Linked DNA regions of Homo sapiens: regions 1, 2, 3, 4 and 6 are each linked to region 5. Evidence: chromatin loops called from intact Hi-C (ENCODE). Cell type or tissue: mammary epithelial cell. All regions are shown on one strand. Region 1 overlaps FRMD5 (FERM domain containing 5). Region 2 holds the start of FRMD5 (FERM domain containing 5). Region 3 overlaps FRMD5 (FERM domain containing 5). Region 4 overlaps FRMD5 (FERM domain containing 5). Region 5 overlaps FRMD5 (FERM domain containing 5). Region 6 has its middle 24 kb from the start of FRMD5.

Region 1 (5,000 bases), 65 kb after region 5:
AATATGACTACTTTCAGGAGCTCTTCTACCATCCCCTCAACATCATTCTTCCTTTAAACTGAAGATGATAGGAATCAGAAGGAATTAAGACTGAATTTTTAAGATTTGAACAAGGATAGAAATAGGGAAATTAAAGGAGCTAAAAAAAAGAAAAAGAAAAAAAAACAACACAGAATGATGTGGTACGAAGTCCCTAAGCATGAGTGGGGAGAGAAGGCATATATAATGAGTTACTTTTGGAGAAGGTAGGCAGTGTTAACCAAACAGCAGCTAGGAGTACAACATTAGTGGAGGTCTGAAGCTCTTTACACAGTCAACAGCACTGGGCATAAAACATTTCCACATTATAAAATCTCAGGCAAGTCCTACTTTGAAAGAGATAATACAAAAACTGAGACTACAGGCTAACCTTAATCCAAATAGCCCTTAAGGATCAATGTCAATTATATTGGAAACATGTACAGAAAGCTCTTATGATTCCCCAATCTAAAATGAAAAAAAAAATCCCTTGCTTACATGCTATTTTTTAAAGTCAATTCAAGAAACTCCATCTAGTAAAAAATAATTTTGTCTCTAAAGCCAAAACCCAACTTTTGTATACTTAGTAAACATTTCATAAACCTAAAACCTGACCATTTTGATTATAAGTCAGATTCTAGAATTGCAAGAAGCATTGTCCCAAAAATGTAATAAGCAAAGGAATCACAGACTTTATCCCAGGGCTATGGAACTGTAACAACTTTGTCCTGTTTCTGAAGAATCCAGTGAGGAGTGATGGCAATTCCTCTGATTATGTCTTTATCCTGTCATCTATATCTCAGAGGCACTTTTTTTTTAATTTAAAATAAACAAAAAGTTAAAGTAATCCTTAGAGGTTCTCTGCAGTCCCCAGATATTAGAACTCAGTTTCTGCTTCAATATCCCATTAACTCCAAACTAGGAAAGACAGCTTAAAGTCATTTCCAAGGGCATCAAGAGATACTGTAGGATAGGCTTTTAGAGTGAAGCTTCTAACAGCCGTCCACATCACAAAAATGACCTAACTAGAGCCCAAAACAGAAGGAAGAGCCTTTTCCTCTCCAATTTTCACAGTCATTTTGTTTCTTCCAACAGAAAAGTCATTCTAGATGCTTTCACTTGCAGCAGTTCCTCAGGTTAGTAACTAGGACCCTTCCCATGATTGACTTCTGGCAAGGAACAAATGAGCCCCAGGCAAAGCACATGGGTCAGCAAACTTTTATAACCACTGTTTCCCAGAGAACATCAGCTTGGGGAAGGCCAACCAAGGACCTCAATGTCCACATTTACAATGTCAACTCTCCCTAACTCAGTGTCCTCTTCCTTCTCTTAAAAGATGCTGGGATGGTTTGCACCTTGCTTGGTGATTCCTGTGGTCAATGGCGCTCCCTCCAGGTGGGCTGCACTAATACTATAACCACCCTCTCCCCTCTAAACCCATCATGCTTCAGCAGGTTGCTAACACTCGTCACCATTATCACATCTATTACCCTGTGCAAGGTGAGGACCATGAGAGACTGACATCCCCGCCAATCCTTGGAGGCAAGAGGATTCGCCCACTAGTCTGGGACAGCTCTGCCTCGCCTTCATGGCCTTTTTCCCCACGGTGGCAAAGTCTATTAGATTCCTTCCCCAGGACCCTGATGGCATTCCTTTCCAACTCTTTTTCCAAAGATTACACTTCAGTTCTACTATTCCAGGGAACTTCCAAGTGAGACACCTGGCTCACTAGTAAAGCTTAGTTTTAGGTGACCCTGAATAACTAATAAGAAAAAGGATAAATCTATTGCAGTCCAGGCAAAGTGAACCTTCTTCAAAGTTCTAAAAAATGACTCTGGAGCAAGTCTTTCCATAATATGTTATTATCTACTAGAACTATAAAACCTGTTTAAGAATTTGTATGCTTAGCACTTCAGAAGGTACATATTTCTTCCAAACTTGAATAGTTACAAATTACAGGGCAGCACCTGTTTACAGTTGTATGGAACAAATGGAAAAAAGTAAGAGGGAGAAAGCATAGCATCTCTTGTGGAACTTTCATTCATTAGAACTTCAAAGCACAAAATGCATAGATTTACAGATTTACTTACAACCTTGACTCTGGCAAGCAGAAGCCAGCTTAGCATAAACTAGTTGGTGTTTACATTAAAAGAAATTATTATTTATATACTAGTAATTTCACAGTAATAGCAGTAGCAAAAAATAAGTAAATAAATAAATAATTTGTTTTCTTTGACACAGATGACCTCTACTGACCAAAGGATGAATCCAAGCCAGGATTTAGCCTTATAGTTATCCAAACTTTATCTCAAAGGCTATCTAGCCTAACAGTTTCTAATCCTTCAATTGCATTTATAAAATCTCCAAATCTTACTGTGCTGCCAAGGTTAGTGCTATCCACTTTCATTCAAATGAGTATCAAAAAAGTAATTCTTTAGACATTTCTCCAAAGAAGATCTACAAATAGCCAATAAGTACATGAAAATATGCTCAACATTACTAATCATTAGGAAAATGCAAATAAAAAATACAATGAAATACTACCTCACACCCACTAAGATGTCTATTATCAAAAAAACAAAAAATAACAAGTGTTGGTGAGGATATGGAGAAAATGGAACCCCTATAAACGGTAGGAATGTAAAATGATACAGCCACTGTGGAAAACAATACGGCAATTCCTAAAAAAAAAATCAAAATATAATTACTATATGATCCAAAGATTCTACTCTGGGTGTATACTCAAAACAACTGGGTCTCAGAGAGATATCTGTATACCCATGTTCATAAGCAGCATTATACACAATAGCTAAAACATGAAAGCAACCCATGTCAATCAACAGATGAATGAATATGCAAAGTGTGGGATATACATACAATGGAATATTATTCAGCCTTTAAAAGGAAGGAAATTCTGACGTATGCTCTAATATAGATGAACCTTGAAAACATTAGGCTAAGTTAAATAAGCCAGTCACAAAAAGAGAAATACTGAATAAATCCACCTATATAAGGTACTTACACTAGTTAAAATCATAGAGACAGACAGTAGAACGGTGGTTGCCAGAGTGTGGTGGGAGAATAAAATGGAGAAGTATTGTATAATGCAGTGGTCCCCAACATTTTTGACACCAGGGACTGGTTTCATGGAAGTCAATTTTTCCACAGGTGGGCGGGAGATGGTTTTGGGATGATTCAAGTGCTTTACATTTATTGTGCACTTTATTTCTATTATTATTACATTGTAATATATAATGAAATAATTACACAACTCACCATATGTAGAAGCAGTAGGAGCCCTGAGGTTTTTTTCATACAACTAGATGGTCCCATCTGGGGGTAATGGGAGACAGTGACACATCATCAGGCATTACATTCTCATAAGGAGTGCGCAGCCTAGATCCCTTGCATGGGCAGTTCACAAAAGGGTTCACGCTCCTTTGAGAATCTAATGCCACCGCTGATCTGACAGGAGGCGGAGCTCAGGCGGTAACGTGAACGATGGGGAGTGGCTGTAAACACAGATGAAGCATCACTTGCTCGTCCACCACTCACCTCTTGCCGTGTGGCCTGGTTCCTAACAGGCCATAGATCAGCACCAGTCCATGGCCCGTGGGTTGGGGGACCTCTGATGTAATGGGTATAGAGATTCAGTTTTACAAGATGAGAAGAGTTACTGGGGACAGATAGTGATGATGGTAGTACATTATGAATGTGTGTGTGTGTATTTATTTAGAGAAAGAAACTCACTCTGTCATCCAGGCTGGGGTGCAGTGGCATGATCTCTGCTCACTGCATCCTCGACTTCCTGGACTCAAGTGATCTTCCCACCTCAGCCTCCCAAGTAGTTGGGACTACAGACATGTGCTATCACACCCAGCTAATTTTTCTATTTTTCGTAGAGACAGGGTTTTGCTACATTTCCCAGGCTGGTCTCAAACTGCTGGACTCAAGCGATCCTCCAGCCTCAGCCTCCCAAAGTGCTGGACTTACAGGCATGAACCATCATGCCTGGACATCATGAATGTATGTATGTATGTATGTATGTATGTATTTATTTTTTTGAGACAGAGTCTCGCCCTGTTGCCCAGGCTGGAGTACAGTGACACAATCTTGGCTCACTGCAACCTCCGTCTCCCGGGTTCAAGCAATTCTCCTGCCTCAGCCTTGCCTCCCGAGTAGCTGGGACTACAAGTGCTTGCCACCATGCCTGGCTAATTTTTGTACTTTTAGTAGAGATGGGGTTTCACCACGTTAGCCGGGATGGTCTCAAACTCCTGACCTTGTGATCCGCCCATCTTGGCCTCCCAAAGTGCTGGGATTACAGGCATGAGCCATCATGCCCAGCCACATGAATGTATTTAATACCACTGAACTTAAAAATGATGACACTTAAAAATGATTAGGCAGGAGAATCCCTTGAACCAGGGAGTCGGAGATTGCAGTGAGCTGAGATCGCGCCACTGCACTCCAGCCTGGCGACACTGCGAGACTCCGTCTCAAAAAAAAAAATCAAAACAAAACAAAAAAATGATTAAAATGGCAAATTTTATATGTATTTTAGTACTATAAAAAACTGAAAAGGCCGGGCACGGTGGCTCACATCTGTAATCCCAGCACTTTGGGAGGCCGAGGCAGGCAGATCACAAGGTCAGGAGATCGAGACCATCCTGGCTAACACGGTGAAACCCCGTGTCTACTAAAAATACAAAAAATTAGCCAGGCGTGGTGGCAGGTGCTTGTAGTCCCAGCTACTTGGGAGGCTGAGGCAGGAGAATGGCATGAACCTGGGAGGCAGAGCTTTCAGTGAGCTGAGATCGCACCACTGCACTCCAAGCCTGGGCAACAGAGTGAGAATCTGTCTCAAAAAAAAAAAAAAAAAAACTGAAAAAAGATAGAATTCTTAACTATGTCTGTGAGGAATCTTTAAAACTACTTATTTAAAAAGAAAAAATAAAGAAAGAAAAGATGCTAAATAGAAC
Region 2 (5,000 bases), 130 kb after region 5:
ATATACTCAAATGGTGAAGATATCAACTCAATGTATTCTCATACCCCAGCAAAACAAAAAAAGCAAAAAAAAACTGGACATGGCACAATGATACAATAGGAACAAAAAGTAGTATTCCACTCATTCAGCAAGGAAATAATACAGAGCATCTCTCTATCATATTCAACTACAAAAATCCTTTCACTTGATGGCTAGCATCTTTATGACTGCTTAGTCTGTATTTAAGTAGCCTTAAAAAGAGATTTTGTGCTCTTTCTCTACCCTCATGGATCTTTGGCAGCAGTCAGCACTTATGCCCAGAGCTGGTTTCGAGGGGAGGGAGAAAAGGGAAAGTGAGGAGAAGGCTGAACTGAGCACGGAGTCAGCAGAGACCAGCTGCTCTCATACACTACCCAGTGTCTTTCTCACACACCGCTATTTTCCGCGATTGAGCACTGTCAGCAAAAATAAATAAATAAGGAGGCGGGGGGCAAGAAGACACTGAGGGTAGGACCCAGGCCGACAGTTTTTGTCTGTCACATCTGAGCCAGAAGCCTCCTCCTGTTTTCCTGCTGCAAAGGCAAAGGATCAGGTGAGACCCCTCTGGGTCCAGCTCAATTAGCTTCTCCACAAAGAGCAGCTTCCGGCGATGAGCGCAGGATCCTCCTGGCTGATGAACTAAACACGGGAGCATTGTCAATGTTTTCAATCTCTGACTTTTTCATAAGGGAGGAGAGAGGGCTGTGACTGCATTCCCGGGAAAGACTACTACTCCTGACGTGCACACAGCAGTAGCGAAGGAACATGAGCAAGAGGTTGTAAAAATCCCTTCAAAAATACCAGGTTCTGAAAGAAATGCTGTTGAGCATTACCGTATTGTTGGCGTTTTTCCTAAGTCGCCGATTCTTCCTGGCCACTTCCAAGCCCCAAATCGCTGGGACTTGTTGCTAAATCTTTACCTCACGTCCCCTAGAACCGCCCAACACAATAAAATTTGGGGATCAAAAGGCGGGAGGGGGCCTAAATCTCTAAAACCCAGAGGACTGGGCTTCCTTCAATAGGCCACTCCGCATGGGCTGCGCGTTCAGTTCTACCTTCTGAAAGCTCTGACTCACAAATGGTGGGGGGAGGAATTATGACATAAACCATTATCCTTCCAACCCAAGAAAGATAAGAAAAGCCAGCCATACGTCCTTGCCCGGGCAGAGAGCCAAAGCCTGCGCCCCCGACGGGGCGGCCGGGCTAGGAGCCTACCGCCCTACCCGCCTCCCTCCGGGCGCCCCGGAAAGGTGCACCTTACTCGGGCGGGCTCGAGGAACCAGGACGGGGCGCCCTCACCCAGGGAGAGCAGGGTAGGACTTAGGGGTGTGGGACGCGGAGACTCGCCCCGCGGCGGCGGTGACACACCGGGTGCCAGGGCTCCGGCAGGGGCTCCGGTGAAGACGCCCTGCACTAGGGCGGTCCGCCGCAACCAGGAACGGACAAAGCACGGCGCTGGGGCTGGGGCGACCCCTGGGCGGCGGCCGCCGCCGGCCAAGTTGACCAGACTTGGGGGACAAGGGGGTCCCGCGGGCGGGGCGGGGCGGCGCGGCGCTGACCTGGATGGTGCAGGTGTACTCGCTGTCGTCCAGCAGCCGCACGGTGCAGCTGTACTCGCGCTCCAGGCTCCTGCTGCTGCCGCTCATCAACCTGCTCAGCATCTTCCCGCCCGCCCGCCCGGGAGCGACGCGGCGGCGCTGCGGACCCTGGACCAGGCGTCCCTCAGCCCGGCAGCTCCGCACCGACCCCAGGCACCTGCACCATCACCCCGGCCCCGTCGCTGCCGTTGCCTCCTGCTGGCCTCGTTCCTCCTCCTTATCCTCCTCCTTCCCTCAGCCGCCACCGCCTCCCCCCAGCCCAGATCAAGCGCCGGGCTCTGTCTCCTCGGCGCCCCAGTGCCCGTGCCCAGCTCGCGGGGCGGGGCCTCAACTGGAGGGGGCCAATGGGGGTCAGCGCGGCGGAACCGAGTGGCAGACCGAAAAGCCAATCGAGATAGAGTACTGGGATGATGGGCGGGATAAAGAAGCAATCACAGAAAAGCAGTCGGACCTAGTCAAGCCGGAGCAGCCCTCTAGCGTCCCAAACGAGGGGTTCCTCTCCGCCCCGTGGTTCCTATGGATGCTGTTTCCCCTCCCCCGGGCCAGGTGTGAGCACCCAACTGGATTGATGTCTGCCGCCTGAAATACACTTGATCTGCGTTTCCGAAGCCAAGCCTCGCACCCTGCAACACCGCGGTTCCCGCCCTCTTGGGAGCCGGAGCGAGGAGGCGGCAGGGTGCTGGATCACAGTCCCTGCACCTGCAGAATGCGGATACCTCTCGCTCCAGATAGGGCGACTGCCCCCGACCTGTGCTGTACCCTAAGTTGGCCCGTCTGGCCTCTGTGCTCCAGCCCTCTTATTTTGGGAAACAGGAGCTACTTAAATAAAAGCTAAAGGGACCTCAGAGGTTCTGAAGTACCCAGGTTTAATCCCCTAAAAAACCCTCCACTCTAACACCCTTTGCCTCCTTTTTATTTCAGAAGACAAAAGGAGACTGCTCCTTCAGCTGGTAGGGAGCAGAGGAAGCAATGAATCTTCTCCTTGCACTTTTAGAACTGGAAATTATGTCTTCAGACTTTCTCAATAGAACAACATAGTATGTCAGGAGGTATACATCACAAAGAATTGTCTCCTTCTCTTTGTCACCCCAAATTTACAGACTTCAAGGTTTTTTACCAGAACTTCAATAAGAGATATTCTCCCTCAAAGATTTTTGATGTGAGGAAATGTTATAAAATAATTATGTCGGCCGGGCGCAGTGGCTCAAGCCTGTAATCCCAGCACTTTGGGAGGCCGAGGCGGGCGGATCACCTGATGTCAGGAGTTCGAAACCAGCCTGACCAACATGGTGAATCCCCGTCTCTACTAAAAATACAAAAAAATTAGCCGTGCATGGTAGCACGCACCTGTAATCCCAGCTACTCGGGAGGCTGAGGCAGGAGAATCGCTTGAACCCAGGAGGCAGAGGTTGCAGTGAACCAAGATCACGGCCATTGCACTCCAGCCTGGGGGACAAGAGCAAGCCACCGTCTCAAAAAAAAAAAATAATCGTGTCAACATAGAACATTAATGCTGTAATAAATATATTAATTTAAAATAATGAAATAGGCATAATTTCCTATTACTTTCATTTGCACTGTTCTTGTTTATAGGTATAATGTGTAACAAAAATGAAACTCTACATTAGCCTAGAAAACTATCCCGCCTTTAAAGTATGCTTCTTCCCTAGTGTCTTTGGATTCCAATATTTTCCCCAATTTTTTTTTTTTTTTTTGCATGGGGAGATTCATTCTCTTTCATTCTCTCTCTCTCTCTCTCTTTCTCTCTCTCTCTCTCTCTCTCTTCCTCCCCCTCTCCCTCCCCCTTTTTCTTTCTATCACCTTAGTAACCTGGACTGCTCTTAATTGGTTGCATTCTCCTTTGTGGCATTTAATAGCCATAGGAGCAGGATTCTCTTTTCAATGCAATTTGGATGGAGTTAGTTATGAGTCTAGAACTAGTAAGTCAAGTGTTCCAGGCATAAAACCAGGCATGCGCTCCACTACTTTGTAGCTTCAGCAGGTAGTCTGATGCCTGAAACATAATAGGTATTCAATAAGTGTTGAACTGAATACAAAAATTAGCCGGGTGTGGTGGCATGCGCCCGTGGTCCCAGCTACTGGGGAGGCTGAGGCAGGAGAATCGCTGGAACCCGGGAGGTAGAGATTGCAGTGAGCTGAGATTGTGCCACTGCACTCCAGCCTGGGCAACAGAGCAAGACTCGGTCTAAAAAAAAAAAAATTGATGAACTGAAGTAAATGGAATTGACAGGTGTTCTACAGCACTTAAATCCCAGAGGAAGAAGACCTGTGAAGAAACTCAAAATTTCAGGAAGATCTTGGAGACAAGTAAAATTATTAATATGCCAAAGTGATATTCTACAAAGCTCAGCTTTGTTATGTAGCTGTAAGAAGATAATGAAATATTTCAGGCTGGGCGCAGTGGCTCACACCTGTAATCCCAGTACTTTAGGAGGCCGAGGTGGGTGGATCACGAGGTCAGGAGTTCAAGACCAGCCTGGCCATCATGGTGAAACCCTGTCTCTACTGAAAATACAAAAATGAGCCGGGCATGGTGGCATGTGTCTGTAGTCTCAGCTACTCAGGAGGCTGAGGCAGGAGATTTGCTTGAACCTGGGAGGCGAAGGTTGCAGTGAGCTGAGATTGGCCACTGCACTCCAGCCTGGGAGACAGCGAGACTCCATCTCAAAAAAAAAAAAAAAAAAAAGAAAGAAAGGAAAAAAAATTCAAACTGAAAGAGCTTTTGTTGAAGGCAAAAGTTACTGTTTGTTATAGAATCAACAAGAGCAAGAAAAAATGTCCAAGCTAGAGGAAGTCCATAAGTGTGATGGTAGGAAAGTGTTTTTAACAGGTTATCCAAATAAGCAGCTGTTAGAATGAAAAGGCAAAGCACTATGAATCCAGAAAAGCTCTAAGGAACTGAATGCAGTCTTTTTTCGAAGTATGGCCATAGTTGCAATCAACAGAGGTGAGACTGTATTTCCTATGTCAATGTGTTAAGTAGAATCCTTGCTCAGTCTGAGAAAATCATGTCTGAGGCTGGGTGCAGTGGCTCATGCCTATAATCCCAACATTTGGGAAGCCAAGGCAGGCAGATCGCTTGAGCTCAGGATTTCAAGACCCACCTAGGCAACATGGTGAAACCCCATAGCTACAATAATAATAATAATAATAATACAAAGATTAGCTGGGTGTGGTGGCACACACCTGTAGTCCCAGCTGCTGGGGAGGCTGAGGTGGGAGGATTGCTTGAGCCTAGGGGGAGGGGAAGGTTGCTGTGAGCCAAGATCACACCACTGCACTCCAGCCTGGGCAACAGAGCCAGATCCTGTCTCAAAAAAAAAAAAAAAAAGGAATTAAAAAAAATCACATCTGCTTAGATGC
Region 3 (5,000 bases), 160 kb before region 5:
ATTAGGATGGGCCCTAATCCAATATGACTGGTGTCTTTGGAGAAATCTGGACAGAGACATGTACAGAGGGAAGAAAGCGTGAAGACACAGGCAGATGACAGCCATCCACAGGCCAAGGAGAGGGGCCTGGAAAGGATCCTTCTCTCAAAGCCCACAGGAAGAACCAACCCTGCTGACACCTTATCTCAGATCTCCAGCCTCCAGAACTGTGAGACAATAGACTTCTGTTCTTTAAGCCACCCAGTCTGTGATACTTGTTACAGAAACCCTAGGAACTAATATACTATTCTTTTAATTTTTGCTTGAAGCTTAGTATCCCCTCTCCAGTTAGGAAGAAAAGGTTGATGTCTTCCTGTTCCTGGCTGATACTGCTTCCTTCAGATCAGCTTGCCAGTTGGTTTTACTGGTGATACTGGACCCTCTCCAGTAATGGAAAGAGAGAGGCAGAAATGTGGAGAAACTGAGGTAGAGACCAGGAGTGTCAAAGCAACAGGGACAGGAGGTAACGTGAAGGGCCACAGCCACAGAGAGAGACTGGAAGGGGCCATGGGTCTGCACAGGCCTCGGCAGTGACTGGCTGCCCCCGCTCATCTCCAAAATGCCAGATGTGCATGAGTAATTACAGAGGTTTTCTCTGGGCAGCCTCCCCGGCTGGTTCTCGTCTATCCCTCACAGGCGCATAATGGCATTAAATGTGACTCCACTGCAGTTCCGTGCAGTGACTTATGCCACTGCAGTCAATAAAACCCACTCTCGGAAAGAAACTAGATTACAGGTCAGGAAAGGGTGGGCAGGCACTGAGCCGCCTCTGATCGTTCTCTGTGGGGGGCCTTCCATATCCCTCCTCTCTTCATTTCTACCAAATTACCCATTGCGGGGCCCTAGCTTTGGATTTGTTATTTAGATTGACTTTGCCTCGGTTCCTCTGACATTGATGTGGCACCACAAAATTATGTAGCATGTGATCCAGAGGAGTTTTCAAAGCAGGCATTTTCTCTGATATCTCACTGAAAGTGCCAGCCATGTAAACGTTGAAGGGGGCCTCTGAGCGCAGGCATGGGGGCTCTTGCTCCTGATGCCTTCTAGAGGAGGAAAGGTCATGCAGTCTCCAACCAGGGGGTCTTACCTTACATGGGTGAGGATCCACTCCATATGTTTCCAATGTCTGTGCTTTTCTTAAGAAGTTCAGCTCTGATGTTGCTGGTGTTTGACCACTGGAATAAAGAAGATGAGATGATTTCAAGGTGTCTTGTTCCCACAGGTTCCCCTGAGGTAAACTCTCTATGAAGATGTGCTTAGGATGAGCCACACATCTCAGTTTGTCTAGGGTGTGCTCCCTGCTTGGTTCTAGGACCAACTTCGAGACTCCTGCTAGAGTCTCTGACTGTCTTCAAACGTTTTCAGAGTGAGGCAGGCTACATAATGAATTACTTGGGCTGAGTGTAAACAATGGGGAGTGGTGGGGACTGTGGCAGCACCATCTTAACTCTGAGATTCCCATCACTGAGAATGCAGGGCCCACTACTTGGGAGGCTGAGGTGGGAGGTGGGAGGATTGCTTGAGCCCAGGAGTGCGAGGTTTCAGTGAGCTATGGTCACAGCCCTACACTCCACCCTGAGTGACAGAATGAGACCCTGTCTCAAAAAAAAAAAAAAAAGAATGCAAGGCTTAGCTAGATATTGTGATTTTAAAAGAAAAGTCAGAGATACTGATTTTTATGTGGTATTTCACAATTTAAAATACTATGGGGTAAAACAAAATACATCTGTAGGCTGGAAGCAGGTCATAGGCTTCTCATATGTGATCTGTTCTAGACTGAAATATAAAGAAGGGGCTCATATAGCTTGCTGGTGCCACCCAGCCCTCTTCCTTTGCCAAAAGGAAACACAGGAAATTAGGGTGAGGAGAGGCAGGAGACAGTGCTGAGCTCCCATGCTCCACAACAGCTGTCTGTCCATAGGGTGATGACCAGGAAAATGAAAGATGCTGAAAAAGGCAGAGATCAGCTCCGGCTCCAGGCCATCTGAAGGGGCCTTTGGCATCACCCCTTCCCACTGCCTCTTTAGCAGGTGTGTTGATGGGCTCATTGCAGACCCAGTGGCAGAATAACCATCAGGCTCTTGCCTGGGTCCAGAGCCCTGCAAAGCAGATATACTTCTACAGATACAGGTTTGGCTTCAGTGAGGAGGGGTGGGCAGCTTGTGAAGTCAACATCTCTGATGGCTGGTGGACAGGACTGCACGTTGCTCGTTTCTAAGCTTATCATTTGCCTCAGGTGATATGGCCAGGCAGGAAGATAAGCTGACCCCAGGCCAGATTCCCCCTAGTGTCCCTCTGGAGAGGCATTAGTCAGGCAGCACCTTTATGTGCCAGCCTCTGTGCTACTTGCTGGAAAATATATGAAGAAACACAGTATACAGTCTGTGCTCTCAAAAGCCCATATCACAGTTGCATAAAGGAAGCATGGATGTATTTTTACATTATGAAGACGAGGCAGGACCTATGGAAAAAGTACCTGTGGAAGGGGGTATTGCTGTGAATAAAGACTTCTGCATCCACTAGTGTACCTGAGGCACAGGGAAGGTAAGTTAGGAAAATATCTGTGTGGCAAGCAAAGGGCTGGCTAGAGCACAGCTTCCCTTTCCAGGGAGTGTCCTCTGTCTGCAGGGGGAGTGGGCCCTGTGGGCTCCATTTACCCTTGGAGTTGGCCCAAACCTCCAGGGTCCTCAAAGCGGGCATCATTTCCTGGGGGATCCCCTGCTTTGAACTAGGTTTCTGGAGGGCTGTCCCTACTATTCTGATGTCTCCTAAAGCCCTCCAGGCAGTTCCAGCACATCCCTGATCTCTTTGAAGGAACCATGAGGCCCCTGCCCCCAACACCACAGGCCCGTGTTTATTCTGATTTTTACCACAAGGGGTCGCTATTCCCTAACAGAGTGACTTGAGGAGCCATGGGGTCCTGCACCTGGGAAGGCACACCGAGGGAGAGGGGCGGGAAGCATCTAAGATTCCATTTGTTCGGTGTCGCCATTCCGCTGGGAGGGTCAGGAACCCCTCCTGCCACAAGGCATGGGCAGAGGGGTCTGTTTACAAAGGCTAAGGAGGCTTTGGGTTATATTTGTTGGTAAAATCATTGAGTGAAGGGTTTCTGGGGGGCCTGTGGTCGGGGAAGGAACAAGTTGAAGCTTAGTATTAGCATTAGAAATATCCAGCTCTGCTCCCTGTTGCCAGGCATAGTCTTTCCTCGGAACAGTAGATACACAAACCTTTTAAAATATTTTTTTAAAGCTGTAATGTATTATAATGACAACATAACTTTTTTTTATTTTTAATTTTTTGAGACAGGGTCTCGCTCTGTGGCCCAGGCTGGCATGGAGTGGTGCAATTCCAGCTCACTGCAACCTCCACCTCCCAGGTTCAAGTAATTCTCATGCCTCAGACTCCTGAGTAGCTGGGATACAAGCGTGTGCCACCACATCTGGCTTTTTTATTTATTTACTTTCATTTTTAGTAGAGACAGGGTTTTCGCCATGTTGCCCAGGCTGGTCTCGAACTTCTGACCTCAGGTGATCTGCCCTCCTCCGCCTCCCAAAGTGCTGGGATTACAGGTGTGAGCCACTGCGCTTGGCCAACACTGCATTCTATATCCTTTTTCCTCATAGTTTGTCAGTTTGGGGAATCTGTGCCGTAACCAAATGGAGCCCAAACACCCTATTGTTGCTTTTTAAAATCAGGCTTTGTAGAAAATCCTACTTCATGTGGGTGAAAAGCTGCATTAATGCTGTTTTATGGTATTCAGCATATTCTGGGCAAAGTAAGAGAAGCTGAGAAAGATGAGGCTCCAAACTTGAAGCCACGTCTCCTCCACTTCTCTCTGTGCAAAGTCGGGGACTCCAGGTAGGGTATGGGGGGGGCCTGAGTCAGGCGGGGCTGAGGACATACTTCTGAACCAGAGTGCTCCCAAGGCACCCTCAGCATTTATGAATCAGCCCTGCGCACTCCATCCTCCACTGAGAAGCCACCTGTCACACTGTCACAGACTAAGAGCAGAAGCCTGCCCTTTTTCACATCCTCACTCAACCTCTCCTTTTTTTTTTTTTTTTTTTGAGATGGAGTCTCGCTCTGTCACCCAGGCTAGAGTGCAATGGCGCAACCTCAGCTCACTGCAACCTCTGCCTCCTGGGTTCAAGCGATTCTCCCGCCTCAGCCTCCGGAGTAGTTGGGATTACAGGCACCTGCCATCATGCCTGGCTAATTTTTGTATTTTTAGTAGAGATGGGTTTTCACCATGTTGGCCAGGCTGGTCTTGAACTCCTGGCCTCACGTGATCCACCTGCCTCGACCTCCCAAAGTGCTGGGATTACAGCCGTAAGCCACCGCGCCTGGCCTTTTTCTTTCATCTTTTTTATCTTATGCAATTTCCTTTATCTTTTCCTTTTCCCCAGTTCATGCTTTCCTCTGTATCTTCATTAAATATCATAGTGAGGCAGATGCCTTTCAAAGGCCAATCCCTCTCTGTTTCCCCTATAACACAACTTCTCCCTTGTCTTTAAGCTTCAGGCTAAATCGCTTTTCTTGGAGAGGGAGCCTACAGGGCTTGTGGCTGTGACTTGTGCTGTCAGTGTATCACTGACAATGGTACATCCGCGGTCAGGAAGGCTGGGGAGCATCACTCTGTGTCAGTAAACAGTCTGCGAGAACAGAGGACACGGCGTGGAGCCTGCGTGCTCAGGCTGTGGAGAAGCCACAATGTTCTGGGCCTGATTAAGTGCCACGTACCTCAGTTCCGTCTTGTGAATCTCAGCAATTTTCCTTTCCAGCTTCTCTGAATGTTTAGGGAAAAACTGGAACTTGGAGCTGTAGCCTTCAGGGTGTTTCCCTGAGTCATAATCCCCAATCTCCGCTTTCAAAAGGAAGGTGGAAGAAAACAATTGTGGAGACAGGTAAATCATCATTGACAAAGCAACAAGAGATTAGCACACAGAGCAAAAGCCAAAATA
Region 4 (5,000 bases), 130 kb before region 5:
GGCAAGTAAAATGGCTTTGCTTCCAGGAAGATCGCTAACTGGGTCCTTGCCATTGGAAAGGGAATTAAAAGCTCAATGCTGGAAAAAACTAATAATTACATTTGCTTAATTATATTGATGTGAACCTCATAGCCAAGTTATTTTTAGGAAATTGATGCTAAAAAATACTGCCATGCTCTTGGGGTCATGTGGAGCAGGATTTAGGATGTTTTTAACTTTTGGAAATTATCAAATGCCTTTCTATAGGAAAGTGTTACATTTCTAAGATTTTTCTCTTTACAGTTTTTCTGATGCTTTGCCTGTCTTTCTAAAATACATCCTGACACCTAGACAAAATGGCATAGGATCATTGGGCTTCAGATCAATGGGTGATAAATGATAACATAGAATTGGCTGCCAGCCTTATCATTTGTCACAGGTCAGATTCCTTAGAAAATAAACTCCGGGACAGAGTTTAGCATGAAGGATGTTTATTAAGAAGTGCTCTTCGGCCAGGCGTGGAGGCTCATGCCTGTAATCCCAGCACTTTGGGAGGTGGATCACTTGAAGCCGGGAGTTCAAGACCAGCCTGGCTAACATGGCAAAACCCTGTCTCTACTAAAAATAAAGAAATTAGCTGGGCGTGATGGTACGTGCCTGTAATTCCAGCTACTAGGGAGGCTGAGGCAGGAGAATCGCTTGAACTTGGGAGGCTGAGGTTGCAGTGAGCCAAGATCGCGCCACTGCACTCTGCACTCCAGCCTGGGTGACAGAGTGAGACACTGTCTCAAAAAAAAAAAAAAAAAAAGTGCTCCTGGGAACAACATCCATGGAAAAGAGGGGGAGAAAGCTGGAGTGAGCAGAGGGAGAAGCTGAGCTGCCACGTGGGCCTAGTGTTGACTTGGTTGGACCATGGGGAGATCTGGAGCCAGAGGGGCCCTTTAGAGTTGTTTCAAGTTTAGCCAAGATAGCCAAGTCTTTTATAAGCTTGTCTCAAGCGGTAACTGAATGTTGACCACTGCCAACAGGACCCCTAGTGGGGACCTGGGTGGAGTATTAGCCTCCATCACACCACTCTTGACAGAAACCCCAAATCATAACTACCATTTCTTAAGAGCCTACCATGTGCAGGCTGGGAGCGGTGGCTCATACCTGTAATCCCAGCACTTTGGGAGGCCATCCTGGCTAACACGGTGAAACTCTGTCTCTACTAAAAACACAAAAAATTAGCCGGGTGCGGTGGCGGGCGCTTGTAGTCCCAGCTACTCGGGAGGCTGAGGCAGGAGAATGGTGTCAACCCAGAAGGCAGAGCTTGCAGTGAGCCGAGATCGCGCCACTGGCAATCTGGCCTGGGCGAAAGAGCGAGACTCCGTCTCAAAAAAAAAAAAAAAAAAAAGCCTACCATGTGCAAAGCATTCTACAAACATTATCTCTAATGCTAACAACAATCTCACAAGGAAAGTTTCTATTAACCCCATTTTATAAAGAGAAACAAAGGCTCAGTGAGGTTAAATGACATGCCTAAGACAACACAACTAGTATATGGGACTCAAATCCACGCTGCCTTGCTCCAAAGCTCACATTCTTTCCAAACGCTAGACTCTTATTTTTTGATTTTCTCATATAGCTGCTGCAGAAGCAACCTACAGCTCCATCCTTCTATGCAGCTTTGGGTTGCCTTTATAGTCCTCTGACTATATTTATAAATTGGTAGCTATGCACATATATACAGCCCATTGCTTGAATTCTTTTCTGAACTCTTTGGATTCCTTAGACCTGGGCACTATTGGCCTGCTTCAACCAGAACACCACTCCTGTTGAAAACAGTATAGAGGCTGGGCTTCTCCAAGAAGGTACACAAAGAGGGAAAGCCTCAAAATTTAACAGAAACCAGTAACTTAGCCAACAATATTTGAAGATTATGAAGCAAAAAATGAGCAGCATTTAAAGCCAGATTTCTTTTTAGATTTTTTTTTCTTAATGACACCATGCTCATCCTTAATAGATTAATTAATTTATTTTTGGAGACAGAGTCTCACCCTGTCACCCAGGCTGGAGTGCAGTGGCACGATCTTGACTCAGTGCAACCTCCGCCTCCTAGGTTGAAGGAATTCTCCAACCTCAGCCTCCCGAGTAGCTGGGATTACAAGCATGCACCACCACATCCGGCTAATTTTTTTTTTTTTTGTATTTTTAGTAGAGATGGAGTTTCCCCATGTTGGCCTGGCAGGTCTCGAACCCCTGACCTCAGGTGATCCGCCTGCCTCGGCCTCCCAAAGTGCTAGGATTACAGGTGTGTGAGCCACTGTGCCCAGCCAATAGATTTATTTTTTGATCAGAACATTTCTGAATTTCTATATCCTGGAGATTAAATATCAGTGGATAACCAATCCCAAATCCCCCAGATGGGGGAGCTGATGAGGCAGGTGCCAGGGATAACATGAAAGGTTATATACAACCTCTCTATATTCCCCAAAGGCTGTTATTAATCTTGTTCTTCCTTTCCACACTCCAGATCTCCCTAATCTTCAGCATGACATGCATGTGCCAAAAGAAGTCATCAGTTCAAGACAAGAAAAGCTGCTGCCTCAGTAAAAAGATGCACCATTGACAAGTTCATTTGGCTCTGTGGGTTTTTCTCCCCAGGTAGAGTGTCTTATAGTTGTTCTCTGGGGTGCTCTTTTTTATTAATTAATGTATATATTTATTTTTATCTTTTTGAGATAGGTTCTCACTCTGTCACCCAGGCTGGAGTGTCGTGGCACAATCATGGCTCCCTGTAGCCTTGAACTCCTGAGCTCAATTGATCCTCCTACCTCAGCCCCCTGGGTAGCTGTGACTACAGGTATGTGCCAACAGGCCCAGCTAATGTTGGTTTGTTTTTTTGTAGAGACGGGTTTTCAGCATGTTGCCTAGGCTGGTCTCAAACTCCTGGGCGCAAGTGATCCACTTACCTCAGCCTCCCAAAGTGCTGGGATTACAGGTGTGAGCCACTGTGCCAGGCTGGGGTGCTCTTTTTCATTTGTCAGAGATGCTTAGAAAAGCACCAGGCGCGGTGGCTCATGTGCTCCCAGCGCTTTGGGAGGCAAGGCAGGCGGATCACCTTAGGTCAGGAGTTTGGGACCAGCCTGGCCAACAGGGTGAAACCCTGTGTCTACTAAAAATACAAAAATTAGCCAGGCTTGGTAGCGGGTGCCTGTAATCCCAGCCACCTGTGGGGCTGCGGAGAGACAATCACTTGAACCTGGGAGGCAGAGGTTGCGGTGAACCCAGATGGAGCCACTGCACTCCGGAGCCTGGGCGACAGGGCAAAACTCTGTCTCAAAACAAACAACAACAACGACAAAAGATGCTTTAAAAAGTGCGTGGCATCAGACTGTGCAAGATGCAGTCAATGAACAGTTTCTGGGGCAGCCTCCTCAGTGCATTCAAGTCATCCCTGCACTCCAAGAAAGTAATGGGGCCCTATTTCTTGTGCCCATTCTTCCCGCCCAGGGAGACTCTAGAGATGAGAAATGATAGAATGATTCCCTTGACTATCCATTAATTAGAAAGTGAACCTTATTTTTGGGAAGGGGAGATTATCTCCCAAATTACAATGGGATGATAGCTGTTATAAGAGAGGTATGTACAAGGTACAGGGGTAGTTTGGTGGGAGTGAGACCATCATGTCTAGAGCATGTTCTAGGAATTTCAAATAACTGCCTTGGTACAAGGACGTCGGTTGCAGATCAATATGGAGAGGTAAACAAATGCCACATGGTGAAGGGCTGTGTATACCATGCTAAGAACTAGTCGGGAAATCACTGTAACAATACAGGTGAGCTATAATAGGCAATAAGATAAGGGCAGTGAGGATAAAAATTAAATCAATATTTAGGTGGCAGAATAAATAGTATTTAAGTGACCAATTTGAAGAGGGGCGTGAATGAGAATTAGGAATGGAGGATAATTAGCAAGGAGGCTGGGAGAACAGGTTGAAAAGCTATCTTTAAATCGAGTATTATCACAATGACTTTGGTGAATGGGTCATTAATATTTTCAGGGCTCTGACTACTGAATTAATTAAGGAAATAATTAAGATTTCTTAGATCAGCCATTGCATTGATTTCTTTTTAGAGCACACTGTTTTGGCAAACCCTATGTTTTAAAAAAATGTTTGTTAGAATACATTATCTTCTTGTAGGTACCAAGGTTGAAGTCAATTATCAAAGCATAGAAATCATGTTTGGGCCAGGCAGAGTGGCTTACACCTGTAATCTCAGCACTTTGGGAGGCCAAGAAGCGGATTGCTTGAGCCCAGCAGTTGGAGACCAGCCTGAGCAACATGGTGAAACCCCATCTCTACAAAAAATACAAAAAATTAGCCAGGTGTGGTAACGTGTGCCTGTAGTCCCAGCTACCCAGGAGGCTGAGGTGGGAGGATCGCTGTGTTGCCCACGTTGGGGTGTAGTGACTGATCATAGCTTACTGCAGCCACAAACTCCTGGGCTTATGTGATCCTGCCACCCAGCCTCTTGAGTAGCTAGCACTACAGGTGGGTGTGTGCCACCATGCCTGGCTACTTGTACATTTCTTTAAAGCAAGTTTTAGATGCTCTTTTCTGAGCTTCCATAGCATTCTGGACATAACCCTGTCAATATGTTGTATCTGCTTCTCAATATGTTGTAATTATCTGTAAGTTATCATGGAGAGCTGGGTGGGTGGAATAGGGACTTTGTCTTACTCCTTCTGGTATGCCCACTTCTTGAAATATGGTGGGCACTTAAAAAATAAATCTTGACAGCATAAAAGCTGCAAAAATAAAAGTAGTAAATTATGTCTAGCAAATACCATTCTAAGTGCTTTTTTCAGACTGGCCAGCAGAACTGAAACTAATTCTGCACAGAAAACTAAGGGCGGGGGGGCGTTGCTCCTGTGAGCTCAGCTGCACCTAAACACTAACTTTGAGTTGTATACTGGTGATCATTTTCATAAGAAAGTGGGTCAATTCCAGACATGAAATACATCTGAAGACGTAG
Region 5 (5,000 bases):
TCAAATTTATTAGCATAAATTTATTCATGTATTTATGTATTTTAATATAAAACAGTCTAAAGTCCACCAATGTATAAAACAATTTTTCAAATAAATATTTTGAAAATTAGGCTTTCTGCTCCTCCCGTTTGACAACAGCATCTTCTTGTGCAGGGCCAGCTGCACCCCTGGGACACCATGGTGAAGGTGAAGGCCAGGGTAAATGAATTTAGTTGTACTGGTCACCTGGTCACCAGGGCTGCTTTTAACTCTGGCAAAGTGGATATTGTTGCCATCAATGATCCCTTTGTTGACCTCAACTACATGGTCTACATGTTCTAGTATGATTCCACCCATAGCAAGTTCCACAGCATCATCAAGCCTGAGAATGGGAAACTTGTCATCAATGGAAATGCCATCATCATCTTCCAAGAGAGAGATCCCACCAAAATCAAATGGGGTGATGCTGGCACTAATTACATCATGGAGTCCACTGGTGTCTTCACTACCATGAAGAAGGCTGGGACTCATTTAGACGGGGGAACCAAAAAGGTCATCATCTCTGCCCCCTCTGTCGACGTCCCCATGTTTGTAATGGGTGTGAACCATGAGAAGTACAAAAACGGCCTCAAGATTGTCAGTAATGCCTCCTGTACCACCAATTGCTCAGTTCCCCTGGCCAAGGTCATCCATGACAATTCTGGCATCATGGAAGAATTCATGACCACAGTCCATGCCATCACGGACACCCAGAAGACTGTGGATGGCCCCTCTGGGAAACTATGGCACAATGGCTGTGGAATTTTCCAGAACATCATGCTTGCATCTACTGGCACTGACAAGGCTGTGGGTAAGGTCATCCCTGAGCTGAACAGGAAGGTCACTGGCATGATCTTCCATGTCTCCCACCACCACTGTGTCTGTCAGTCATGGATCTGATCTGCTATCTAGAGAAACCTGGCAAATATAATGACATCAAGAAGGTAGTGAAACAGGCTACGTGCAGTAAAACTCATGCCTGTAATTCTAGCACTTTGGGAAGACGAGGTGGGTGGATCAGCTGAGGTCAGGAGTTCAAGACCAGCCTGACCAACATTGAGAAACCCCGTCCCTACTAAAAATACAAAATTAGCTGGGCGTGGTGGCGCATGCCTGTAATCCAGGTACTCTGGAGGCTGAGGCAGGAGAATTGCTTGAACTCGGGATGCGGAGGGTGTGATGAGCCGAGATCTCGTCATTGCACTCCATCTTGGGCGACAAGAGTGAACTCTGTCTCAAAAAAACAAAACAAAACAAAACACATTGCCTCTACCTCCCCCTTTAGAGGAGCTTAGAAAAAATAAAAGTGAAAAAATCCTACTGAAATAATATCAGAAAGCACACTGTAGTCTTATATTACCTCCATTTCAAATCCAACTTTCAGAAAAGGAAGAAAACTATTTTGGGTAACCAAATAACAAGTCCCTTTTAAGTCCCAGAATTTAAAGATCACTGAAAAATGAAAATTATGTCTTGTACTCAAGATGCTCTGGAAATTATTTTTGAATTCCCACACCATTATCATTAATGGACACCAGCTGTGGGCTCACAGTATCATGGGTATATTACACAATAAAAACATAGACAGGATGTCACTGCACATATGCCATGCACACAGCTTGGTTCTAACTAGCATCACTGAGAATAGACATTTATTAAAGAAGATAGTGTAGCGGTTAAGAGCACAGGCTCTGGAGTCAGACCACCTGGGTTCCAATCTTGGCTCAGCCACCTATGCAATGTGTGACCTTGGGCAAATTATTTAAGTCCCATTTCTTCCTTTGAAATAACTCACAAAGTTGCTATGAGAATTAAACGAAATAATGAATATACAGTACTTAGTATAGTGTCTACCCCTTAGTAAGCACTCAATAAATATTAAGGATTATCACTATTGGTACTACTGAATAATTATAATGGTAAAGAGGTCCTGGTAGGACTAGGGTTTACAAAAATATATGGCACAGTTTCTCAGCTTTCAAGAACTTACAATTTAGAAATCAATTCAAAAAGCCCAAAAGGAAGGGGTAATGAAGGAAGGAAAAATAATGAAGAGTATCATTTTCCTATTAAGACCTGAAAGTTAATAAAACAAAATCACTTTAAGTCACCCAACCCAAACAGGTAAATATTTAATCGATTTAGTGTCATTTGAACACTCAACAGAGTTAATAACACTATGCATATGATGGAGGTTGAGTACGATCTAGTACACAGGTTGACTTAGACAGTTTAATATAAAAGTTTGGGACTGGGTTTATCCTTGAGAATATATTGATTTTGGTCATGATATTGATTTCATGACCCACCCATCCTTAAAGAGCCAGCTGAGAGACTGCTACCACCTACCAACCAGCTAACAGTAGTCAATAAGCATATAAACTGACCTACATTTTGTAAGAAATATTTTTAACTTTAAAGGTCAACTTATATGCAGTGCTTTAGAGTTTACAAAGTTCCTGCACTCATTACTTTTTATCTCCATAATTGGGAGATGAACATGACATCCTTCACAACAATTCTAGGGCCTTCATTCAAAACAGATGATACAGTTTGTCAGATAAGGTGACTTTATATCATTTTACTCAACCAGTTCCACTTTTTTTTTACTCTTAATGTTTTGAGATTAAAGAGTAAATATGCTATGCACTGATTGTTTTTCAAAAACAAAACTGACATTCAGAAAAATGAGGTTTTCAACTCCAGGTGCTCTGATTTGCTGTAAAGCTAAAGCATAAATTACCTTCTCAGTTTCACCTCCCACTGTCTACCCCATGTTTTCTGCTTTATCTTTTCAAGATTTTTCTCCACAGATGTAGGTGTCCAGGTTCTTGTTTTCAATTTAAATCAAAATAATTCAAGAAATACTCAATTCAATAAATCAATTCAAGAAATACCTACTAGCTCTACTAGCTCTGGGTGGCTGCTGGAGAGGTCCACAGATAGGTAAGTCTCTGCCTTCACAGAATTCACAATCTACTTTCAAAAGCTATAATACGAGGTCAAATAGTAAGGGCCACACAGTCGTTTACGATGTGATAGGGATTCAAAGATTGGAGAGCGCCCTCTGGTGGAAGGGGAAGAGATGATCAACAGAGACTTCAAGGCATTTAAATTTTACACAGAATTTCCATAGGAAGAACTGAAGGAAGACAGGCATTCTGGGGAAAAGGCATTACGCAGGAAACTAGTGGCAAGGGGGTGTTCACGGAAAAATGAGTTGTTCAGATCTATCAGAGTTGAGAGAACATGTTATGAAGGGCTTTGAATATTAGGCTGGGAGGTCCTATAGATAACTCGATATTAAATGAGTCATCAAAGTTTTTAGGCAGGAGAGTTAGGTGATAAGAACTTTACTTTGGGAAGATTCATCTGATAGAAAGTGTGTAAGAAGAGTCCAAGGGGAGACTTTGGAGTTGGAGGCCACTGAGAGGGTTACTACAATATTTTAGACGAAGTGAAACTGCTCTTTCAAGATTAAAAGTAAAGGGAAGGAGTCAGAGAGGTTGGTAGCTTAAAGGAAAAATAAAATTGGGCAAAGCTCCCCCTCAGTTCTTTTCCTTAAAGGGGCAACAAAGACCTGAGATTGTATGAAGGCAGAAAAGAAAGATTAGTAGAGAACAAAATATTATTGATGCTAGTGGGGAGAAAAAGATCAATCACTGAATTAAAGTCCAAGAAGAAGAGGGATGGAATGGACCAGGTGGAGGTATTCATTTTGAAAAGGAAAATTCCCGTAATTCAAAAGAAAGAGAGTATAAAAGGGAAAAGAGTGAAAATACATGGAAACTTATTGAGACAGAGGAAGTTGAAGAATTTATGGCAAATAATCTCAACTTTCTCAGAGAATAGGAGGCAAGCTCATTTGCATGGAGAACTGGGGAGAGACTAGGTATGTGCCATGAATTAGGTGTACTTAGAAAAGACATTGAGAGGGATATAATCATGAGCAAAAAAGTACTGGTTAAAATATTGCTTAGACACCAAAGTAAATGCAACCAAATAAAAAATAGTTAAAATGGTCATATTCAAAATGTAAAGACTTTTGTGCTTCAGAGGACACTGACTTAATCAGTGTTAGGCTGCTATAACAAAATACCATAGACTGAGTAGTTTATAAACAGTATAATTTATTGCTTACAGTTCTGGAAGCTAGAAGTCCAAGATCAAGGCACCAGCAGATTTGGTGTCTGGTGAGGGCCTGTTCCTCATGGATCATGCCGTGTTGCTGCATCCTCAGAGGGTGGAGGGCAGAGACAAGCCCCTTGAGCCTCTTTTATAGGCATACTAATCCCATTCATGATGGTGGAGCCCTCATGACCTAATCACGCCTAAAGGCCCCAACTCTTAATACTACAGCATTGGGGATTATTTCCAATATATAAATTTGAGGGAAATATCAACATTCAGACCATAGCAGACACTACCAAAAAAGTGAAAACACAACCCACAGAATGAGAGAAAATATTTGCAAATTTGATATCTGATAATCATCTGGCACCCAGAATATACAAAGAACTCTTAAAACTCAGCAATGAAAAACCAAATAATGCAATTTAAAAATAGGCAAAGATTGAAACAGATATTTCTTCAAGTAAATACAAATGGCCAATAAGCACATGTAAAGATGCTCAACATCATTTATCATTAAAGAAATGCAAATCAAAAACACAGTGAACTATTCCTTACCTACCAGGATGGTCATAGTAAAAAACACAAATGGACATAATAAAAAATAACAAGTGTTGCTAAGAGTGCAAAGAAACTGGAACTCTCACATATTGCTGGTGGTAATATAAAATGGTTCAGCCATTTTGGGAAACAGTTTGGCAGTTTCTCAAACAGTTAAATATAGAGTTACCATATAACCCAGCAATTAATTTCATTCCTATATACCCAAGAGAAATGAAAACATATAGCCACACAAACTTGCGCACAAATGTTCATAGCAGCATTATACATGATAGCCAAAAAGTGGAAGC
Region 6 (5,000 bases), 150 kb after region 5:
CCCAGAGCTTCCACTCACATTTCAATGGCCAAAGCAACTCACATGGTGACATCTGAGCTCAACAGGACAGGTTATTGTGATCTTTCCACATGAAGAGGAACCAGGTATCAGTGAGCAGTCTACTAGAGCCGGCAGTCTCTCAGACATGTCCACTGTGATTAAGAGACATAAACACTCCCATTGGCCAGTAAGAGCTGATCTTCTGGTTATCGTGCACCTGGCTCCAGACCAAGGTAGGGCATAACATGGCACTGGCAATGCTATTTCCTTCTGATTTGTATGCCCATCTTTCACTTAAAATTGAGGTGGAATTAAGAGGACACAGTGGCTGGGTGTGGTGGCTCATGTCTGTAATCCCAGCACTTTGGGTGGCCGAGGCAGGCGGATCATGAGGTCAGGAGACCGAGACCATCCTGGATAACACGGTGAAACCCCGTCTCCACTAAAAATACAAAAACAAAATTAGCCGGGTGTGGTGGTTGGTGCCTATAGTCCCAGCTACTCAGGAGGCTGAGGCGGGAGAATGGCGTGAACCCGGGAGGCGGAGCTTTCAGTGAGCCGAGATCGCACCACTGCACTCCAGCCTGGGCAACAGAGCCAGACTCCGTCTCAAAAAAAAAGAAGAGAGAGAGAGAGAGAACACAGTTACGGTTCTTCTAACACTGTGACAACGAGCCCAGCACTTGCATTATTAACAAGAATGTTTTTAGTAGATTCTCCTAATTAGCTCTGGGATCACATCAGGTTTTCTTTATTGGCTTTTAACCGGGTTTCATATTTCCAGTCTGAGGTTTGGGAGTGCCCATTGACTAAATTATATAGCCTGTGCAAAATTTGTTTTAACTTCAAACCTAGAAAATGCAGGTCAACATCCTGGGTTTTTGTTGTTGTTTTTGTTTATCAATAAAAGTTCTGCCAGGACTATATAAGATGTCTAAGCCTTATGAAGGCAATAGCCAGGATTTTTCCCGTTACAAACCATGATCATTGGACATATTGCCAAGCACTGTAATCCAGAATGAAGTTTGGATACAGCACGGAAAAAAAAAGTGGAAATTCATAGTTGAAATCAGGCACATCATTTAGAAGTAGCCAGGGGTCACTAAAAGAAGTAATGCTGGCTGGTCGCAGTGGCTCACGCCTGTAATCCCAACACTTTGGGAGGCCAAGGCGGGCGGATCACGAGGTCAGGAGATCGAGACCATCCTGGCTAACACGGTGAAACCCCGTCTCTATTAAAAATACAAAAAAGTAGCCGGGCATGGTGGCAGGCGCCTGTTGTCCCAGCTACTCGGGAGGCTGAGGCAGGAGAATGGTGTGAACCAGGAAGGCAGAGCTTGCAGTGAGCTGAGATCCCGCCACTGCACTCCAGCCTGGGGGACAGAGCGAGACTCCATCTCAAAAAAAAAGAAATAATGCTTGTGGAAAGTAAAGATTTAACTTAAACTGATTGACATTATGACTCAAAGTATTTAGTATGGTATTTCTCTCCATTGTTGTAATTAGGTACAACAATTCCCATTAGTTACCAAAAGACTGTCTAAACTACAAAGTTGGTCTAAGAGCTCAGCAGCTTTTAGAAAGACTCTTGATTAGAAAAAAAAAAAAAAATGCTGGTTCTTGGTCCTGTGTTCTAGGCTCTATACCCATTACTTTGAAGGACCCCAAACAGTAGATCACATCACAATAGATCCATAATAATTAGAGACGTATCTTGCAAATTCCATAATGTGTTTCCCACATTCTTCTTTCTCTGTGGTTTGTCTGGGTTTACCTTGGGAACAAAGCTTCACTCTTAGTAACTGTCCCTCACACAAACCTTTTCTGTCATAGTCCATTCCTTGCCTCTGCTTCTGCCCCTGCCCCTATCCCTGCTGCAATGATCTCAAGGATTTGAGGAGACGAAGAGTTTTCCTTTCTACAATTCCATCACTTACTACTTTCTTCAGTTCTGTCCTCTCCTAGGTCATGGAGAAGCATATTATTGAATGTCACAGAGAAGGGTCATTCTCTCAGGATCCTAAAGATGTCACCAGTAACAAACGTTTTATTCCAGTAGATATGTGATCTCACATAGAAAGTCTAAAAAGCATTCTCCTCACCATATGTCGCTAGAATTTAATGACCAAAACAGGACCATCTGTGCTTTTTATCACCTGTTCCTGCTGGAAATCTACAAGGTTGGGAAACTCAAACATGATCTCCCCAACTCTTTTTGGGGAAGGGCACTATTGAAAGATCCAGGTCTTTTCTAGTAGCCTAGAGACTTCTGGAGCCATGAGGGATACTGTGGAAACCCTTGAATTGACTGGGTCCAGTTCATTGTAAAGAGAAAATTCTGTGCATGACACAATTGGATGCACGCTTTCTCAAAACTGACCCTAGCTGTTGCAGTTCCTCCATGGAGATAGGAAATTGATAGAAGTTTTCTGGGCGGCAACCCACTGCCCTGTGCTTCATTTGGTTCTCTCCGTCCCTAACCTATTTCCTACTGTTTATCCACACAGTTACAGCTCTATCTGGTGCAGTTCTTTGTTCACTTTTGGTTTTTCTCATGACGGGAATCTGGCTTTGACCTGGCATTTCAGTACCAGGGACTGATTCAGTCACTGGGAGAATGACTTGAATATTCATAGTCGACTCTGGCAGTCACTGTCTGGCCATGGGGAGATTGTTGAAGAGTAAGCAATACTGCCGCCTTGTGGAAGACAATAGTTATATTCTTTGTGGCAGAAATGGCAACAAAGAAAAGTAACCTCTGCTTTTTTTTTTTTTTTTTTCTTTTTTTTGGAGAGGCAGTCTCACTCTTGTCCACCAGGCTGGAGTGCAATGGCACTATCTCGACTCACTGCAACCTCTACCTCCCAGGTTCAAGCAATTCTCCTGCCTCAGCCTCCCGAGTAGCTGGGATTACAGGCAACTGCCACCACGCCCAGCTAATTTTTGTATTTTGGGTAGAGACGGGGTTTCACCATGTTGGCCAGGCTGGTCTCGAACTCGTGACCTCAGGTGATCCACCCGCGTCAGCCTCCCAAAGTGCTGGGATTACAGGCATGAGCCACCGCGCCTGGCCTTAACCTGTGCTTTTCTACTTTGTACTTTTTTGAATTGTTTGAATTTTGCCATTTGCATGAATGACTCTTATTTTAAAATAAATTTAGCCCGTTAGAAAATTAATTAAATTAAATTTCAAAAAGTGAAAAAAAATCTAGGATATTTTAATATATCCTAAAAAATATTCTATTGTTTAAGTCATTTAAAGTTTGCCCTGGCTCCACCTCTAACTATCTCTGTAAGTTTAACCATTTGAATTTTTTTCTTCATTAGTAAAATGTGGGAGGTGAATTTGATGACACTTAAATTACAATTAATGCTCTATATTGTCCCATTAAACTTTTCCCAACCTTCTTTTGTCAGGTATAGTAATCAATGTGTATGTGACTCACATAATAGAAAAATGAAAACCTTTTAGTAATGAGGTTAAATCAAAACAGGGTTATTCTAACCTGATAGTTCTTAAACATAGCTGCACATTAGAATCCATCTGGGGAGCTTTAAAAATTCCACTTTCTGATCCTCACCCCAGACCAATTATATTAGACTCTCTGGGGGTGGGTCTCGGCAATAGGCATCTTTTAAAAGCTTCTCAAATGATTCCAAAGTGCAACTAAGATTGAGAATTACTGCCAGTTAAATTATTGCCTGACCTAAAAAACATCTCCTTTACAGAGCCTAAAATTCCACTACAAAATCATTGTCACTGGGGTTAATGACTGTCCTTTCTCAACTGTAAATATGCGTAAAGATTAAATTAACCAAATGCTTTGATTCAAATTAGCTTAGTAAGAGCACTTGCTTCCTAACGCCTAGCTAAGTTGAGCCTTTTGAAGAGGTTGAAAGTTTAAACAGAGTTAGAAATGGCCGAGTGTGGTGGCTCATACCTGTAATTCCAGCACTTTAGGAGGCCAAGGTGGGCGAATCACTTGAGGTCAGGAGTTTGAGACAAGCCTGGCCAACATGGTGAAACCCTGTATCTACCAAAAATACAAAAAAATTAGCCAGATCTGGTGATGTGCACCTGTAGTCCCAGCTACTGAGGAGTCTGAGGAAGGAGAATTGCTTGAACCTGGGAGATGGAGGTTGCAGAAGGCCGAGGTCGTGCCATTACACTCCAGCCTGGGCAACAAGAGCAAAATTCTGCCTCAAAAACAAAAAACAGAGTTAGAAAAAAAGACACCTCATTTTGGAGTACACTGTGTCATGAAATACTTTCAGAGAAATAAGTTCTGAATAGACTGCAAAAAGGAAAGCAACAAGCAATTAGAAACCATCATGTGGACACCAGGAATGTGAATACAGAAGAGGATGAACCTGAACACAAAGGGGCAGGAAGGTGAACCAAAGACTAATTGCAACTACTTCAAGTTTGTCTAAAAATGTTCCTTAGTCCAATTCATAATGTAAACATTCCTAATAATATCAAGTCTTTAAGGTTGTATGGAGAAGGCGTCTAGATATGTAGAGTATCTTAGTATTTTTTCTATGTATTATTTAATTGATTAAACATTTACTGTACTTACTTGTTATTTTATGTAACATATTTAATCCTTACAGCCTCATGAAGTAAACAGTATTATCTCCATTTTATAGATAAGAAAACCGAGTAGGTTTGAAGGAAATGGGATCAACTTTGCTTTGTCACACTGAAAAGAAACTTAATCATGTCTCTATTTGGTATCTGAAAGAAGAGGTGTGTGTGTGTGTGTGTGTGTGTGTGTGTGTGTGCACGCATGTGTATCTCACAGCTGTCCTGAATAATTATGCTTCATAACTAGCTATTTTCCTTAAATATCTGCTCATCTGTTCTTTCCTTTTCTTTTTTGAGATGGAGTTTCACTCTTGTTGCTCAGGCTGGAGTGCAATGGCACGATCTTGGCTCACTGCAACCTCCGTCTCCTGGGTTCAAGCGATTCTCCTGCCTCAGCCTCCTGAGTAGCTGG

Evidence for each region. Peaks named below come from ENCODE experiments on the same cell type or tissue, not always from the same donor. Only the 100,000 strongest peaks of a DNase experiment are listed, where the experiment ranks them.
Region 1: a loop joins it to region 5, with 6 times the contacts of the local background. A loop is called at or near these places in 3 of 110 quality-filtered maps.
Region 2: a loop joins it to region 5, with 5 times the contacts of the local background. A loop is called at or near these places in 5 of 110 quality-filtered maps.
Region 3: it touches region 5 in a loop (13-fold over the local background); 83 of 110 quality-filtered maps call a loop at or near these places.
Region 4: it touches region 5 in a loop (18-fold over the local background); 11 of 110 quality-filtered maps call a loop at or near these places.
Region 6: a loop joins it to region 5, with 8 times the contacts of the local background. A loop is called at or near these places in 13 of 110 quality-filtered maps.

The regions. Positions count from the first base shown.
Region 1 is chr15:44,128,694-44,133,693 of GRCh38, forward strand. All of the region lies in intron 1 of FRMD5 (FERM domain containing 5), which reads right to left. Among named protein-coding and RNA genes, the nearest start is that of FRMD5, 64 kb to the right of the region's middle. In mammary epithelial cell, a CTCF peak has its summit at 2,277; no DNase peak of the experiment used is centred here.
Region 2 is chr15:44,193,376-44,198,375 of GRCh38, forward strand. It overlaps FRMD5 (FERM domain containing 5), which reads right to left and starts at 1,896. Exons shown (of 14, transcript NM_032892.5): 1 at 1,578-1,896. The coding sequence starts at 1,679. RefSeq lists silencers at 1,227-1,286, 1,397-1,446, 3,681-3,916 and enhancers at 1,780-2,281, 2,282-2,781, 2,297-2,396. In mammary epithelial cell, CTCF peaks have their summits at 1,293 and 2,101; DNase peaks (open chromatin) are centred at 1,236, 1,286 and 2,016; H3K4me3 peaks cover 2,446 bases; H3K27ac peaks cover 1,658 bases.
Region 3 is chr15:43,901,049-43,906,048 of GRCh38, forward strand. FRMD5 (FERM domain containing 5) reads right to left here. Exons shown (of 14, transcript NM_032892.5): 6 at 4,780-4,903; 7 at 1,127-1,214. Among named protein-coding and RNA genes, the nearest start is that of WDR76, 77 kb to the left of the region's middle. In mammary epithelial cell, a CTCF peak has its summit at 2,911 (motif pointing right); no DNase peak of the experiment used is centred here.
Region 4 is chr15:43,936,877-43,941,876 of GRCh38, forward strand. All of the region lies in intron 1 of FRMD5 (FERM domain containing 5), which reads right to left. Among named protein-coding and RNA genes, the nearest start is that of WDR76, 110 kb to the left of the region's middle. In mammary epithelial cell, a CTCF peak has its summit at 2,388; no DNase peak of the experiment used is centred here.
Region 5 is chr15:44,063,334-44,068,333 of GRCh38, forward strand. All of the region lies in intron 1 of FRMD5 (FERM domain containing 5), which reads right to left. It also overlaps the pseudogene GAPDHP55. Among named protein-coding and RNA genes, the nearest start is that of FRMD5, 130 kb to the right of the region's middle. RefSeq lists a silencer at 2,898-3,192. In mammary epithelial cell, a CTCF peak has its summit at 3,079 (motif pointing left); a DNase peak (open chromatin) is centred at 3,078; H3K27ac peaks cover 1,010 bases.
Region 6 is chr15:44,217,185-44,222,184 of GRCh38, forward strand. No RefSeq gene overlaps it. Among named protein-coding and RNA genes, the nearest start is that of FRMD5, 24 kb to the left of the region's middle. In mammary epithelial cell, a CTCF peak has its summit at 2,690 (motif pointing left); a DNase peak (open chromatin) is centred at 2,667.